Linked DNA regions of Mus musculus: region 2 is linked to region 1. Evidence: chromatin loops called from intact Hi-C (ENCODE). Cell type or tissue: heart. All regions are shown on one strand.

Region 1 (8,000 bases):
CTTGAAGGGTTGGCCACTCACCGGCTGTCTGTCCCTTTTGCATGGTCCTGGGCAGCATCCTTCCTTCCATTGTGGTACCTGGCCCCGCATACCCTTTCCTGTTAGTTGGGAATGGGGCTGAGGGTTACATTCCCCCGGGGCTCCGGAGGCTCTTTACCCAGATCACTTGCTGCTCCCCCGTCCTTACAGATCCGCCTCTGATCTTCTCTCCACGTGGGAAGTCAGGCTCACAGTAAGTCCCTTTACCTTTTGTGGCTAACTCCTGTCTTCCCACCGCTTCCCATGTTTACCTTCAGAAGAAATTGGAAATTCAAGGGAAGTGGGAATAGGAGTGTGTTGGCCCCAGGACTAGTGCTACACCATTCCTCTTCCACACCCACCACCTGGCCCTGCCTGCCCTTGCTTGCTCTCCCTAGCTCTGCCCTGTTGTGCGACAAGCCTCGCAAAGCCAGACCCCAATCTTCTGTCCTTCTTCAGCTCTGCTCCTGGCTCAGGCAGCCCTGACAGCGTGACCAAGTTCAAGCTCCAAGGCTCCCCAGTTCCCAGCCTACGCCAGAGTCTGCTCTGGGGGGAGCCTGCTCGACCGCCTAGCCCTCACCCGGATTCTCCACTTGGCCGGGGACCCTTACCATTAGAGCCCATTTGCAGGGGCCCAGATGGGCGCTTTGTGATGGGACCCACTGTGGCCCCCTCACAAGAAAAGTTATGTCTGGAGCGCTCAGAACCTCGGACCTCAGCTAAACGCTTGGCTCAGTCCTTTGACTGTAGCAGTAGCAGCCCCAGTGGGGTCCCACAACCCCTCTGCATTACAGACATCAGCCCTGTGGGGCAGCCTCTTGCAGCCGTGCCTAGCCCCCTACCAGGTCCAGGACCCCTGCTCCAGTATCTGAGCCTACCCTTCTTCCGAGAGATGAATGTGGACGGGGACTGGCCACCTCTTGAGGAGCCCACGCCTGCTCCGCCTCCAGATTTCATGGATAGTCAGCCCTGTCCCACCTCATCTTTCCTTCCACCACCAGACTCACCTCCTGCAAATCTCAGGGCAGTGCTTCCTGGGACACTGATGGGGGTCGGGGTCTCCTCAGAGCCCCCTTACACAGCTTTGGCTGATTGGACTCTGAGGGAGCGGGTCTTGCCGGGCCTTCTTTCTGCTGCCCCTCGTGGTAGCCTCACCAGCCAGAGCAGTGGGAGGGGCAGCGCCTCCTTCCTGCGCCCTCCCTCCACAGCCCCCTCCGCAGGGGGAAGCTACCTCAGTCCAGCTCCAGGAGACACAAGCAGCTGGGCCAGTGGCCCAGAAAGGTGGCCCCGCAGGGAGCATGTGGTGACAGTCAGCAAAAGGTAAAGGCAGTATCCACTCGTTCTTGCCCAGGCCCTCCACCCTGCCCTGTCATTCCAGATCACCGATATCCCCACCCCCATACTCTTCCCCTTCCATTGTCCACTCCCACCCTGAGACCAGAAGACCCCTTATCTTGGAAGTTCTGCTGAGGTCCAGGAAGTGCAATCTGCTTTAGAGGAACCTCCGTTCACACTTTTCTGGTTACCGGCTACTCCTCTGCCCACGCTTCCCACCTGTCCTTTATAACAGGAGGAACACCTCTGTGGATGAGAACTATGAATGGGATTCGGAATTCCCAGGGGACATGGAGCTGCTAGAGACCTGGCACCCAGGCTTGGCCAGTTCTCGGACCCATCCTGAACTTGAGCCAGAGTTAGGTATGTGGCCCTCTAAGCTGGCTGTGCTCTCCCACACCCGCTCTCCCATGCTCTGAGCTGGTCTGTTTGTTTCCCAGGCAATTCCTGAGTCTCAGGCTCCCTGCCCTGCAGCATCTCTTGTTCCCTAGGCTCCCTGTGCTGCACGCAAAGGCCTTTTGGAGCCTCAGGACTCAGCCCTTCAGCCAGTGAGTCACGGCATCTCTTCTCACACAGTCCTGTCTTCCCCTTGAAGGTGTCAAGACTCCAGAGGAGAGCTGTCTCCTGAACCCAACCCATGCTGCCGGCCCCGAGGCCCGCTGTGCTGCCCTTCGGGAGGAATTCCTAGCTTTCCGCAGACGCAGGGATGCTACCAGGGCCCGGCTACCAGCCTATCAGCAGTCCATCTCTTACCCTGAACAGGCTACTCTGCTATGAGCCCGCTTAGTGTGAAACTAAGAAAGGCTTATATGGATTTGCAAAGGAGTCCAAGACTTTGGCTCCAAGCTGGGGCACTGCCCCTACCTCTCTGTGTCTCGGTGGCCTGGTGGTAGGCTTGAGTGAGCTTGGTATAGAGTTGGATGTACTGACTCTTTAATTAGTCTGGGAGCTGAACAGGAATGTGTGTGTGTGTGTGTGTGTGTGTGTGTGTGTGTGTGTGTGTGTGTGTGTGTGCGTGCGCGCGCGCAAGCGCGCGTTCGAAAGTGGTGTTTATGGTGTGGGTGCAGGTTTCTTTTTTTTAAAAAACAGGTGAATAATAAATGTCTGGAAACCGTTTCTCTGTCACCTCTCTTTGTGTTTAAGAGAGATGAGGAAGTCCCTGGATATGTACAGAGAGGGTTCTGAATGGGACACATTCAACAGTCATTCAAGAAAAAAGTTGTTGAGTGCCTAGTAGAGATCTGCTGTTAGGCCAGAAGCCATGAGAAAATAGAGAAATCACTGGGATAATGCCTTTGTCCTTGGGGAGTTCTCGCTAGTCACTGAGGCCAACTACGCACTGTGATAAAGCTGTAAGCTGGTTATCACATTGGCACAAAGAGTTCAGTTTGAGTCAATATTTAGTAAATACTTAAAACATGTGGGGATTCCTGGGACACTCACAGGAGACTGCTCAGAGTTCTTTCCATGTCCCGTCCACCGCCCGGAGTTTATTTTGTAGACTGGGCACGGCAACTAAAGCCAAAGGTGCTTTTGTAATTGACCAGAAGCCACACAAGCAGGTAACAGGCAGAGCAGGTGACGGGGCAGTGAAGGAAACCCACTTTCGGGCAGAGGAACACCCTAAAGGCACAGGGGACTGAAACTTGACATTCTGTGGGTCTGAGCGGGACTTTGGGGAATAGAGAAGTCAAAGGTCAGGGTGGAACTGGCTGCTGTTCTTTTAAATATCAGGCTCAACGGGGGACTCCATAACGTGAAGAAAGAAAAACACTGGTGGGTTTTAAATGGGGAACTCCGCTAACTACAGCCTGAAAAAGTAGGTGTTCTGGACACCCCTCAACTATTGCTCTTCACTCTTAAGGGGTAGAAAAGTGCCTGCCAACTTCCTCCACTAAGCCCCCGCCTCCAACCCTCCAAGATCTAAGAAGAAATGTCAATTTATTAAATGGGAGATGGAAGGGAGAGAGAGAACTGGGTCTGAATCCCAGGTCCCAAGCCCTACCACACCCTCAAGGCCCCGGGCAAGGAGTGACCTCACTGTTCTTTTTTTTTTTTTGCCCGGGCTTGAAGTTAAATGGCAAGCAGAACCACGTGGGGGTGCTGTCCCAGCCTGTAAGCACCAGACCTATTACTCCTTACTCTATCCTGTAGGAAGGCGCTTCCTGGACCTGAATTTACAAAAGGCCGGCCTTTTTGTAATAGTAGGCTTCTCATAGAAACAGGCCTGCGATCCTGAGCTAGCTAGTCTAGGCAGAAAGTTTCCTATTAGGATACAAGTCTATGGCTGGTGAATGCAGGTTGAGGATCCCCTGGGCGGAGACCTTTTGCAGCGGCGCCAAGGACTCCGCAGGTCCTTTACGGCTCATTCCTGCCTACTGACCACCTATCTTAAGCGCTCCAGCATTCCACGCGGCGGCGCCTTTAAACCCTCTTGGCCCTTGCCCCGCCCCTGGTCCGCCCCGTCTGAGGCGGGACCCCCCAGAAAACTCCAAGCCCGGCCGGGTCTTGAGCTCCACTCGCCGCTGCAGCCCCTGTCGTGCGTGCGCTCTCATCCAGCCCTCTTGGACGGTGAGCAGGACTGAGGGACCAAGGCAGCGGGGTGGGAGTTGGGGATTATGTGTGTGGTCTGTAGAAAGCAAGAAGCCAACACTTGAGACTTGCTTCTGGGAGCGTGGGGGTTGAAGACTGGCGGACGCTGGGGTCCCAACTGGGTGCCCCGCCCCGTGCTGTCAGGTCCGGTTCCCAAGCCTTCTCTGCATTGTTCAGCAGTTAAGCAAGGCAAGTTTTACGGGTGCACAAGACGGGGCGTCCGTCCCGACCCAAGAGGTCTGGTCCCAAGCCCCAGCCGTTTGCTCCAGCGTTGAGTTCTCTTTGGGGGGAGAAGGAAGGAGGGCGTCGGACGTCCGCAGGCTGCTGAGTGGCCGCAAGAACTAGGTTCTGGCGCGCGCTCCGGTCCATGAATTTACCGCGCGCCCCTTTCACTTCCTGGTCCAGGAGCACGTGTGGGTACTGCCTGCCTTCTGTGACCCCGAGACCGCCCTTTTGCCCCCCTCCTGCTAGTTCGTTTGTCCGGGTACTCGGGGTCACAGGTCTCCGGGAGTTATTTGCACAGTAGCCTGGTCTTCTGTGAAACCCCCTTCTTCTCCTGGAGCGCCTTTGACCTCGGACATCTCCGGGCTGCAGCCCTGACTGCACTCGGATGTGCCCTGTCTGTAGGGGTTGGCTGCTATCCAAACTCTCTTACCCTAGCCTGAGACCCGCTGCCCCCTCCCGTGCCCCCTGCTGCTGGGAAAGCCGGTGGTGGCCGCGGGCGGGCGGGCGGGCTGCCCAGACCTGCGTCACCCCAGTGGCGGGAGGGCGGTGGGTGACTCATCCACATTAACGGCCCAGGCAGGGTGTGGCCGTGGGGGTGGGGGGGACGGCCGAAGGGGCTGGACCGGAAGTAGATTACCTCCTTTTTGGGCTCTGCAGGCCTACCTGTGTTCCTATCCGAGAGGTTCTGGGATACGTGGTATCTGTGGAGCAAAAGCAGCGGTGATGGCAAGTGGAGGTGCGGTGTAGGAGACCAGTGGCTGGACGGGTCTCCTTGTTCCCTAGAGCAGTAGTCAGGGATAGCTCATCTCTAAGCTTCTCCCATTTTCTCTTCCCTGTAGCTCAGGGTACACCTCAGGCTTTGGGCCAAGGTAAGGAGGGGTGAGCAAGGTGTTAACGTTCCAAAGCCGCAAATAATCTTTGTCCTTGCGATCCCCTTGCACACCCTTGGTGTCTATGCTGGTCCCCAGGGGATTGGCCCCTAGTCAGTGTTCACCCCATGGCTTTGTCCTTCGAGATTGCCAGGTGTGGGCTTTTTAAGCAAAAAAAAAAAAAAAAAAAAAAAAAAAAAAGTCTTTCCTACCCAGGGTATGTCTTCTTTGATTCTCTACCCACAAACTGCATATGCCCTCCAGGTCCTCCAGAGCTGCCCCTTCCCCGTTCCCTGCTTCCCCAGTCTGGCTATACCCTGAGAATTGCTGGGATCGCTTTTGCCCCTTCGCCTAGAGCCTCCACCCAAGTCTGTGTGGAGTGGGTGTTCCTGCCCCGGGGGGGCCCCCACCCTGCCTCCATTCCCATGTTTGGTACACAGACGCCATGGCAACGGCCTCCACCCCCTCCTCTTCTCCTGAGCAGCCCTTGTGGCTTCCTGTTTGTGGAGCTTAGCTTTCTCTTCTGCTCTGGACTCTATCTAGGTGGTTAGGGGACTGGCCCCTGGTGGGGGAGGGTCTTCCCTAAGGCGTCCCCTTACCACAGTGCCCCCCACTGGCCTTCTGCCTACCCACGTGGCGTTTCTGTTTCAGAAGTTGGGAAGTTCCCTACATTCCACATGCCCAGGGAGAGGAGAGTCCCATTGTCTTCCCAACACGTAGTCATGAAACCTAGAGTCCAACCCTCCAGCTTGTCTCCCTTGCCTTCAGCGTTGACAGTGAATGGGGTGAGGTAAACTGCCATCCATCCATGGTTTGGGTGGAGCACTGGGTTGGAAGACCTTTTATGACTCCTCCTTTCCCAGTTATTGTTGTAACCTTGTGGGCCTGGTTGAGGATGGTTCCTAGGGCTACAGTCAGCAGTAGAGTTCGTCACTGGCACCCCCCAGGCAAGCTATCCAGTTGTCTTCACTTGGGATACCCAGTTCTAAGCATCTCCCACACCTGTGTTCCAGCTGAACACATCTCTTTAGCCCACCCCAGAAGGAGACTTGCCATTTTCTCTTTCACTGAGGGAGGGCTGGGGCGGGTCTCCTGGGTGTAACCAGGGGTAGGTCTCTCCAGCTGCAGCAGCCACAAGCCATCAGTCGCCTGCCTGCCTGCCTGAGGGGTGGGTAGGGAGAGAGACAGCTGCTGTCCAGGCAGGGTTGGTTGGGAGAGCTTAGTCTGAGAATCCCGTCCCGTGGCTCTGCCACTTTGGGATTCTAGGGTCATGGCCTCTGAGTGGAATGGAGACACTGCAGCTGGAAATGAACAGCCCTGCCAGCTGTGTCCAGTCTCCAGAGCTGGGAGATACTGGAAAGGTCCGTCTCTGGACTCTCTTCTTCCTCTCAACCCTGGTCTCTGGTTAATCATTTTCTTGCCCTTTCTTTACCTGTGCCTGAGCGCTCCAGGCACACCAGCTCCTTGGAAACAGCCCCAGGCAGCAAGAGGAAAGCTGTTTCCAGAAGAGAGGTCTAGAAATTGCGCAGGCTTGCGTGTGATAGTGGCCTCTAGCCCCCTCCTTTTCTTTTCCTGTTTTCTGGCCATTCCTTTGTAGTCAGAGGTTACAACACGCCCCCCCCCCCCACACACACACACACAGCCTGAGAGCTGAGTAGCTGCGGCTGGTCTATTGAGGGCGAGCGTGCTGGCTCCCCTTTCTGCCCAGGTCTCAGCCACTCCACTACCTGCATTCATCAAGCTGAGTGCGTGTGTGGCCTGCGGTGCGGTGTGGGTCGGGACCGAGCCTGACATTTATCTGGTCTGGCTGGGGGGGACGTCTCCTAATGAACTTAAAAATAACTAATTTATGGGGAAAGATCCTGCCGGAAATATGCAGCTGGATAAACCCAGAGTTAGAAAGGAGCAGCCATGTTGGAGGGTGGGGGAAGGGAGTGACCCACCACACAACCTCTGCCCAGACGTATGACATTATTAGCAATGGACTTATTAGCCTGGCTTCTTTGGCGGAGCACCAGAGCCCATTGAGGGGGTGGTGGGAGCGTTTAACCTGGGGTGCATGAGAGAGGGAGCCAGAATGACTTCATCCCTTAAGACTGACCTGGCCTGATGCCAGATGTGGGCTCCCTTCCTCTCTCTGAATGGAGGCGCTTGTCCTGTGGATACCATTTTATGAGCAGTCGGAGACAGCTGGCTCTATTTCTGACTAGAGAAAAGGACCCCTAAACAGTAGCAGGGATTAGCTAATGAAGGACAATGTCCCTCCTCTGTCCCTGGTTCCTCTGGACAGCAGAAGCTACTCCTGCACTCCCTCTCTGGATTCCTGGGTGTGGCACCTGTCAGTAAAACAGTGGGTGGGGCAGGCTGCCCACAGTGAAATGCCTGCAAACTCAGGCCTGTGGTCAGAAGCCAGCAGCCCTTCCTAACCAGGGTCCTTAAGGAACCTAGCTATGCACTTTGCCACACTTCTTTCCCTTCCCAGGTTTCCTTGAATATCACATCCAAGGCTCTGGGTTAATTTCCCCTTTCTGCTGTAACAAACTATAAACTTAGCCACACACTGGATGCTCTGATAGTTTAGAAACTCAGCGGGAGATGCTGGCGGGGGTGGGGTGGGGGGGTGGGGATGGGGTGGGGGGGGCGGGGGGATGGGGGGTGGGGTGGGGCATACTCACTGGGACTGAGGAGCTAGGGGAGGGTCCATTTCCTTTTCTTTTCTGGCCTCATCTCCATTGCTTGGTTTGTGACCCTGCTTGACACCCACCCTGTCTTCACTTCTCCCATGCTGCCTTCCCCTTTCACTTACTGAGAATGAGAACTCTCGTGACAGTACTGGGCCCACCTGGCTGAGACAGCTAATCACGCCGTCTGCAAATGCATGCACACCCTGCCTTTTCAACTGTGTAAGATGATGTATCTCCCATGTTTGGGAATCACTATATGGGCACCTTCGGTGGGAGA
Region 2 (8,000 bases), 290 kb before region 1:
CTACAATTTCAGTACTCAGGAGTCTGAGGCAGGAAGATTGCTGCAAGTTTAAGGTCAGTCTGGACTACCAGGCAAAACCTTGTTTCACATAAGGGCCAGTTTTCTGCAATGAGTATGTATTTTTTTTATAGTCTGAAAATTAAAACACCAAAACAGTATGCATCATAAACGTTCTGTGACTAGGCAAAAAGGTGGGCAAGAAGTGACTGGCCTTTCTACCTGACCACCCTGCCCATGCACCACCCAACCTGAGCTGAAGCTGGCAGATCAAAGGAGCCAGCTTGTCAAACCTGTTTGCCTTGATTCTAGCCTCTGTTGGAGAGGAACTGAGGCAGAGCCATGGGCATTGCACAGTAAGCGTGGACCCAGACGTCCTTATTCCTAGCCCCCTACTTTGACCAGAATAAACAAACCATCCTTGTTGGCAGGCACCGTGACACACGCAAACAATAAGCCAGACAGCGGGGCCAGCACGACCCCCAGAAGAATCGGCAGGAAGCATTTCTACTTGCACACCCAGGTGCCACCAGACAGAAGGGCCCAGCGGTGGTCCTGCCAGGCAGGGCCAGGGACAATGCTCTCTGACTGTCAGCACCAGGAACCATCTCTGCCTGGAAATCTAGGTCACAGCAGCAGGCTCCGGAGCCCAGCCCCGCCTCCACTGATAATCCTAGGGCAGAAAAGGGGACTTGGGGGAGGGGCTGGAGGGGGCTGGAAAAGTAGCATAGGATGGAGACAGGAAGACCCTGCCTCAAATGAAGCACTTGGGCCAAACCCTCATTGGAAAGGGGGTCACACTGCCTTGATGTCACAGGGAAGAAGAGTTTGTAAATACCAGAGCTGCTGTGGGAGGAAAGTGTGTAGCGCCGTGTGTGAATCTCTGGGGAGGAGTTAAGATTTAGGGCTCTGGATCTAAAACACAGATCTACTGGGGTGGTAGGCGGGAAGGGATTAATGTGTGTAACACACACACCCACAAAGGTTGGGGGCAGTAGGTAGGAGCTTTCCAAGAGTAAAACATACAAGCAGGCCCTAAAGAGAAATGTGGGCAGAGGTGTACAAGGTGGCTCAGGAAGAGATGGTGTTTGCACTCGGGGATGCACAAACTTGAATGTTGCTGAGTGAGAAGGGGTGTGTGGAAGATACTGTAGGTGTGTTTGGATGTTCTGGTAGTGGAGATCAGTGCAGCACTAGCTGCCAACTTATGTGAGTTGTATGTTTGTATTTGAGCCAGTTAAGAGTATGCAAGACCACTTACATAGACTCACATCCAGAGGGGTGAGGGGAGCCTCCAGTATGACAAAAGAGAGTTGGCCTTGGGAAAGGCTGCACATGAGGAATTCAGTGTGTGTGTGTGTGTGTGTGTGTGTGTATGTGGGGGGGGGTGGACCAAGGGACCAAGCACAGATTCCACAAGGCTGAAGGCTCCACTCAGCTGTTACCATAGCAACCTCAGTTCAGGGTGCCCCACCCCCCAGTCATCAGAACAATGACCCTGCCATGGGAAGTGTGAGAAGTGCTAAGGGCCAGAAAGAATGGGGATGGGGGGAGGAGGGGGTCCTTGAGGGAACAGTGAAGGAGTCGGAGCTACCATTTGCCTACAGCCAGCTGTGAAAGAGGCAAGGGCAGAAAAGTTAGGGAATACTTTTTAGGGCACAGAATCTCTTCTGCATGACTTTCAGGTTTCACTCATCAGCTGCTATGGTCCCTGGCCGGTCAGTCTGGTTATAGTGGGGCTTGGCAGAGCTTGCCTTTCTCACCCTCCCCAAAGATTTAGGATTTGTAAGGGCCTAAGGAGAAGTCTCCTCTCCTGGCTCTGAAAACTTCCCATCTCTGGAGCACTGGGCTGAGGCCATTCTTGGGACAGGATATCAGGGCAGGAACTGAGAGCCTGAGCTGAGGCTGCCAGGAAGTTAGTCCCCTTCCCTCCCATCTCACTCTGTGTTGTGTTCACTGCTTCCTCACACCTCCCTCCCTCCCTGCCTGCCCTCCTAAGCCGGCTCTAGGCATAGCCTTGACCACCGAGAATGCTTTAGGTGAGGGTCAGGAAGCAGATGCTAGCTAGCCCTGCGTGTGCTCAGAGCAGCCTAGCAAAAGAGAACCACCTGTGGTGGAGGTGGCGGCAGCAGCAGAATAATTTCTGAGCATTTTGACACTAATGGTAGTGTCAAACTCTGGTAGATTATCCCCTTTTCCAGAGCACTTGGTTCCAGATAGGAAATGTAAAAGGGAAGCCCAAGGATTAGATGTCACCCCTTCCTCCACATCTTCTACAGCTGCCAAAGGCTGCGGGGAGGAGCGATCCTATTACAGATGCAGAGACTAGAGGGTCCCTCTAAGGAGCAGGAGGCCAATTCCTAGGCACTCACTTCAGTCAGCCTTGTCTCAAGTCGGGAACTGGAGGAAGTAATCAAGGAAACAGGTGGGAAGGGCAGGCCGGGAGCAGGCTGGAGCTATTGGAATTTCAGTGCTATCAGGGCCTCAAATCCAAAGCCCCAGCAGTGTATTTCTTTCAGTATCTTAACCGACTTCTTCCCCCAACCTTTTAATCTAGCTTTGGGTAGCTCAGCAGACACTCTCCTTTCTTCCTGTAACAATGAAGAAAGTTTTACGGTTTCCAAGGTCAGCCTAGGAGCAGGGCTCCAAAATGTACATCTAAAAAAACGGAAAAACAGGTTGCCTCTGAGAAGGGGGAGGGCCATGCCCAAGATGGAGGCAGCCAGAGCTAACTGGCCTGGGATTAGGCAGGGCAGAGCGGGGCTTGCTGGTTATGAGCGGGGATGAGCCCTGTGTGACTAGCTAGCTTTCCCAGCTTTCCCCTTCCTGGTTTAGTTTCTCTCTCCCTAGTCATCTTTAGTTTATTTTTCTGCCTCTTTCAGTTACTCTTTTTTTGGGGGGGTTTCTTTTTTGTAATTTTGTCTCCCACCCCTCTCCCACCTGGGAGGACCAAAACCCAGGGCCTTGGGCTTGACAGGCAAGCACTCTACCATTGAGCTAATTCCCACCCCCCTTTTATTCTTTTACTGGGCACTGAGGCCTCCCAGCTCTTCCTGCTCACTCCATTTGGCGGTAGCCATGGATACATTTGAACTTGGTAAGACTCTGTGTTCCCACCTAAGTACCCAGAGCTACCATAAGGAAGGGATGAGCCTTCCGGATGGAAAGAGAGAGCAGCGGCTTGGGAGGGACTGATGCATACTGGGTGGCTACTGACCAGCCGGCGGAGATGGCCATCTTGACAGTGTACATGAAGGTGTGTGTGTGTGTGTGTGTGTGTGTGTGTGTGTGTGTGTGTGTGTGTGTGTGTGTGTGTGTGTGTGTGTGTGTGGTGTGTTACAGTGTGGCTCTGTGCCCTTATGTATGACAGCGTATGTACACCTGCCGAGCACAGGTGTCACACAAGTAGTAGGCGGCCAGGGAAGCTGGCAGCCTAGAGCTTGCTGGCGGTCTCCCCACGAGAGTGTTTAACCGCAAAGGGAAGAGCAATTAACGCTAATCGCTCCTACAGCCTGGGGGGGCCAGACGCACAACCTAGAGAAACAATATACAGCCTGGGGGGCCAAACACAGGAACCTAGAGAAACAAGGCTCCCTAACTTGAGATTCTCGTCCTCTCCAGCACCCTTCCTGTGCCTCTGGCCACCTCTTTCCTTTTCTCTGTGGCTCTCTGGTCAGCTCTCCCTGTCTTCTCACACATTCCTCTCATTCTCTCTCCCCCTGACTTGGGTTCCATCCTTGGCTGACTCATTCTTTTCACCCTCTCCCTGGCTTCTACTCCTTCCTCCATCCTTTGGCCATATTGATGTCCAGGCTCTAGCCACTCCCAGGTACCCTATGCTCTAAACTGGCAGTCAGCAACAAAGGTCACAAGAAGCCCCTCACCCAGGTAAGAGCACAGGCTCACCAGTCCTTGAGGTATTGCCCACTAAAACTGTAAAATCTGGGTGTGTTTGTGGACAGTGGTCCTTTCCACCCACTACTGAACATTCGTGTTAAGACTGATGCTGGTCAAGGAGACTCCACATGGGAGGTAACAAACGGGTTGTGGTGGGTGGGTGGATGCCTAGTGCAGGGGTGTTGTGATTTGGTTTGTATGAGAGGATGTGTGTAAGTCACATGGGTGTGTGTCACTGTGTGGTTGGCTGTCTTTTTTTTTTTCTTAAAGGTGTGTTTCTGTCCCTGTCGGTTTTGACAAGGATTGTTTTAAAAATTAGTGTCTTTATATTGGCTACATCATTCCTATGTATCCCCAGCCCCTTTCCTCTGGGCAAGCTTCCACCAATCCCACTCTCCTCAGATGCAGTAAACTGGGTGTGAGAGTACCCAGACCAGTTGCCTGCTGCCGGAGGAACTGAAGCAGGGCTGAGCTGAGCCTGGACGCCTGCAGAGGCGAGTCCGAAGCTAAAGCGAGGAGGGAGGGGCGGGAGCTGGCCTGGCTCGGCCGGCTGGGCGGGAAGCAGGCTACATCCTAATCCCCAGGCCCCGTCGGACTCCCAAACTGCTGTTCAGCACGGAATGGGCGGATGAAGCCACGCTGCCTGTGACACTCTCCAGTCTCTGGATGCATGGACAGAGAAGGACCCCATGGAGCCTGACACCGTGGACCTGTCTGAATCCTCAAGCTCCCCTATTTGTCCCCTGCGTCCGGGATCGTGACCCTCCAAACCCAGATCCCCAATCTACCTCCTCCCCACGACACATCTTCCCTCTGCCCCTCTCACCGCCTCCGGAGCTGAGAGCTCAGGGTGCGGGCACTCCCGGGTCCCCGGTTCCTAAGCAGCGTCTGGAGCCTGCTCCTTGGCTCCTGCCACCGCTGCCGCCGATCCTGCCGCCGCCGCCTCTTCCGCCCGTGGAGCAGAGCTTGAGCCCAGCACCGCCTCACCCCACCCGACTGGCCGGTGATGTCAGAGCCGGGGAGGGGCGGGGGGCGGGGAGCGGGGAGGAAAGGGGGAGGGGAAGCAGGAGGGGACAGGGACTGGGGACTGGGGTTCTGGAAGGCTCCTAGGATGGGGGCAGGACTGGGATGGAATATGGACTCTTCCCCTTAAACTGTGAGAAGATCCTCGTTTTTTTCCTAATGGGTCACTTTCCTGCCCTCTGACCTTTGGTTGGTCACGATGGCCAGGACCCCTGGAAGGCAGATCAATTTGGATTGGGGGATTTGGAAGACCTATGGCCTCTGGGTTCTCTTAGCTACTTCGCTTTGGTATTTAGAAATCCTATTTCCTAGCCTTATAGATCAGAGACTCAGTAGGAAACGGTCAAGTTTATCCACGCTAGGAATAAAAATGGGACAGGGGCAGGCAGCAACAGGGAAATCTCTTTTACTTGGCCCGGGGCCATGAGCTCTTGTGTATAATAGCAGCTGGACCCCTGAGCACCTCCTGCCTTTCCCAAATATACCCCCACACACGCACCCCCACACCCCCACACACTATGATGTAATTTTATTTTCTGGAGGAAAAAAGCCATGAGCTCAGCATGCAAATATAGACAACAAAGCCACACTTAGCTGTCTCCTAGCTCTGTCCTTCTGCCTAGGCCCAGTGTGATAATTCTCACTTCCCCTACACCTCAGGGACTTTCCTCCTCCAGAGGCTCACTCAGCCGGGCTGAAAGAGGGAGGAGGGAGGAGGGAGAATTGGAGAAGCATCCGATTTTCACCCTACCTCCATGAGGGGCGTCAGCTCAGCTCTGCAAGTGCCTGACCCTGAGAACGGCTTCAATGTTTGCACACCACCAGGAACACCCCATTTTGCCTTCAGGTCCAGCTGATCAGAGACCCTTCCAGAAGCCTAAGATGAGCCCCTTCTTCTGGGAGGAGCAGGTCCTGGTCCTGTGCCTTAGGTTTCATATATAGTTCTTCTCTTTGCTCCTCTTACCCCCAGCCCCACCCCCACCCCCCACATGGCTGCCCATTGCTCCTTTGAGGGTAACTAATATACCCTCAGAAGTTGCTTTTGTTTCTGAGTCGCTGTAGGGTCGGAATCTATCATGTTGACCCATCTTTGAGACACAGAGTGACTGTACACTTTTGCATAGACATACCACATTTACATGAGACAAATGAGGCAGAGCAAAACACAGAGAATGTGGACTTTATACTTATTCTGTTTCCATAGACAAATTAAGTCCATAAAGTTGAGGATACCAGTCTCACTTCATAGGGTTCTTCTGAGAATCAGGAATAATAAAGTTTTTAGGGACTGGTACCAGATAGGTGCAAAAAAAAAAAATCAAAGACATGTAGTCTAGTATCTTTTGATCTATATGAAGTGAATCCCATAATATTTTTATGATGTAACCTAATACCCAATTACCTATTAGTTATCCATTACATGTGATTAGGTCGATTAGATATCTGGTTTCTGCTTTATATACTTCTGTCGCTTTCCCTAAGAATACTTCCTGGATTTGACTGTGGAGAGTGACAACTTTTCTAATCTTAGGACTCATTTTTCTATACTTAGACATCCAATAACTTTGCTCTGCCTTAACAAAAACTAGTAGCATGCATAATATGGTGATATACCACCGTAAGACTTAGAATGTTGAGGCAGGATTATTCCCATCTTCGGCTACATAGTGATACCCTATCCATAAACAACAACAAAGGATGTTTCCTTATTTAGAAGCTTATTCGGGAGTTTGGTCCTTTCATGCTCCCATCTTGTATATGTTTACTCCCACCTGAGCCTGTCCTGCGGAGTACGGGTGCGCACGAGTCCTTTTTATAGAAGCCCAATAGATCTAAGTCTAGGGGATACTCTTGGTTCCAATAGCAATGCCCTCTCATTACGACAACCACTACACAGGCCAGATCCTCCCAAACTTACTCTGATCAAAACAGTTTCTGAAACGGGGTTCCTTGCCTCTGCTTTTACATGACCCCTCCTCCCTAAGTCTATCCTGGCTTTTGCTACCAGATGAAATTTTGTCTTTCCCCAGTTCATAGGATTCAGTTCAGACATCTCTACAGAACAACCCCATTATGCTTACCCAACCTCGTGGCCACAACTTGAATTTCTCTTTACTTTTCAGACCTCTGGTGGGACTAACACACCTTGCTAATGCTTTTGAGGTTTGTTTCTTTGTTTTTGTTTGCTTTGACTGGGATGTCCCTGTCCTAATTCCTTTGCCTCCATTCAAAGCCCATTCTTCAATTGAAGGTCTGGAGAAGGTTTGTTTCCATTGTGGAAGTCACCGAGCCCATCTTCTTGTTGTTGTTTTGTTGTTGATGTGTTTTTTGTTGTTTGTTTATTCTCTAAGACAGGTTTCCTCTGTATAGCCCTGGTGTCCTGGAAGTCGATCTGTAGACAGGGTTGGCTTCCAATTCAGAGAGATCTGCCTGCTCTGCCTCCGGAGTGTTGGGATTAAAGGTGTGCATCACCTCAAACAGACTCCCAAGCCCATCCTCCCTCTCTTCTAGCTTGGTTTTTTTTTTTTTTCATCCTTTCTTAAACAGATATAGGACAGTTCTTTATGTCCCAGGCCTTATGAAAATAGAGAGAAAGTCTGGGTACCTGTCCTCAGGACTCAGTTCAGCAGCTGTGTAAAGATCGGTAACAGTGCACTAAGTTCAAGAATGAGGTCCTCAGGGCGGGCAGTGGGAGCACTGGACGAGACTGCAGGACCATCAGAGTCTGGGGAGACCTCACTAAGGACAGTGGACTCAGTCCTGATGCTCCAATAAAGAGCGGCTGGGAATCAATCACACACTGCTAGGTTATTCTTCGCTTGTCTTGACTTTTCAGGCAGACGAGTCAGCTCAAGAGCAGGGACAGGCCTGGCACACTCTGTTCTTCCAGAGCCCAACAGCAGCAGTGCACAAATGCCATGTGTTCAGAAAAGGCTTGTTGACTCGGGGTGGATACTGCCTGGGGAGAGAGCCCCCAACCCTGCTCATCAGCCCTCTAACTCACTCCTAACAAGGCACAGCACCCACAGTTAAATCTCCTCTTCAACGGTCACCTCCCTCCTCCTATAAGGGTGAGACTTCAT

What was found. Peaks named below come from ENCODE experiments on the same cell type or tissue, not always from the same donor. Only the 100,000 strongest peaks of a DNase experiment are listed, where the experiment ranks them.
Region 2: it touches region 1 in a loop (3-fold over the local background); 3 of 42 quality-filtered maps call a loop at or near these places.

Annotation. Positions count from the first base shown.
Region 1 is chr1:172,496,409-172,504,408 of GRCm38, forward strand. Igsf9 (immunoglobulin superfamily, member 9) reads left to right here. Exons shown (of 21, transcript NM_001145800.1): 18 at 190-232; 19 at 478-1,338; 20 at 1,589-1,716; 21 at 1,949-2,469. The coding sequence ends at 2,130. Tagln2 (transgelin 2) reads left to right here and starts at 3,838. Exons shown (of 5, transcript NM_178598.2): 1 at 3,838-3,924. In heart, CTCF peaks have their summits at 3,464, 3,679 and 4,654 (motif pointing left); DNase peaks (open chromatin) are centred at 3,823, 4,483, 5,493, 6,263 and 6 weaker places; H3K4me3 peaks cover 4,704 bases; H3K27ac peaks cover 4,477 bases; H3K27me3 peaks cover 397 bases.
Region 2 is chr1:172,201,877-172,209,876 of GRCm38, forward strand. It overlaps Pea15a (phosphoprotein enriched in astrocytes 15A), which reads right to left and starts at 4,928. Exons shown (of 4, transcript NM_011063.3): 1 at 4,721-4,928. It overlaps Gm17224 (a long non-coding RNA gene), which reads left to right and starts at 5,107. Exons shown (of 5, transcript XR_865735.3): 1 at 5,107-7,378; 2 at 7,754-7,988. In heart, no CTCF peak of the experiment used is centred here; DNase peaks (open chromatin) are centred at 1,475, 1,915, 2,365, 4,875 and 3 weaker places; H3K4me3 peaks cover 4,598 bases; H3K27ac peaks cover 5,922 bases.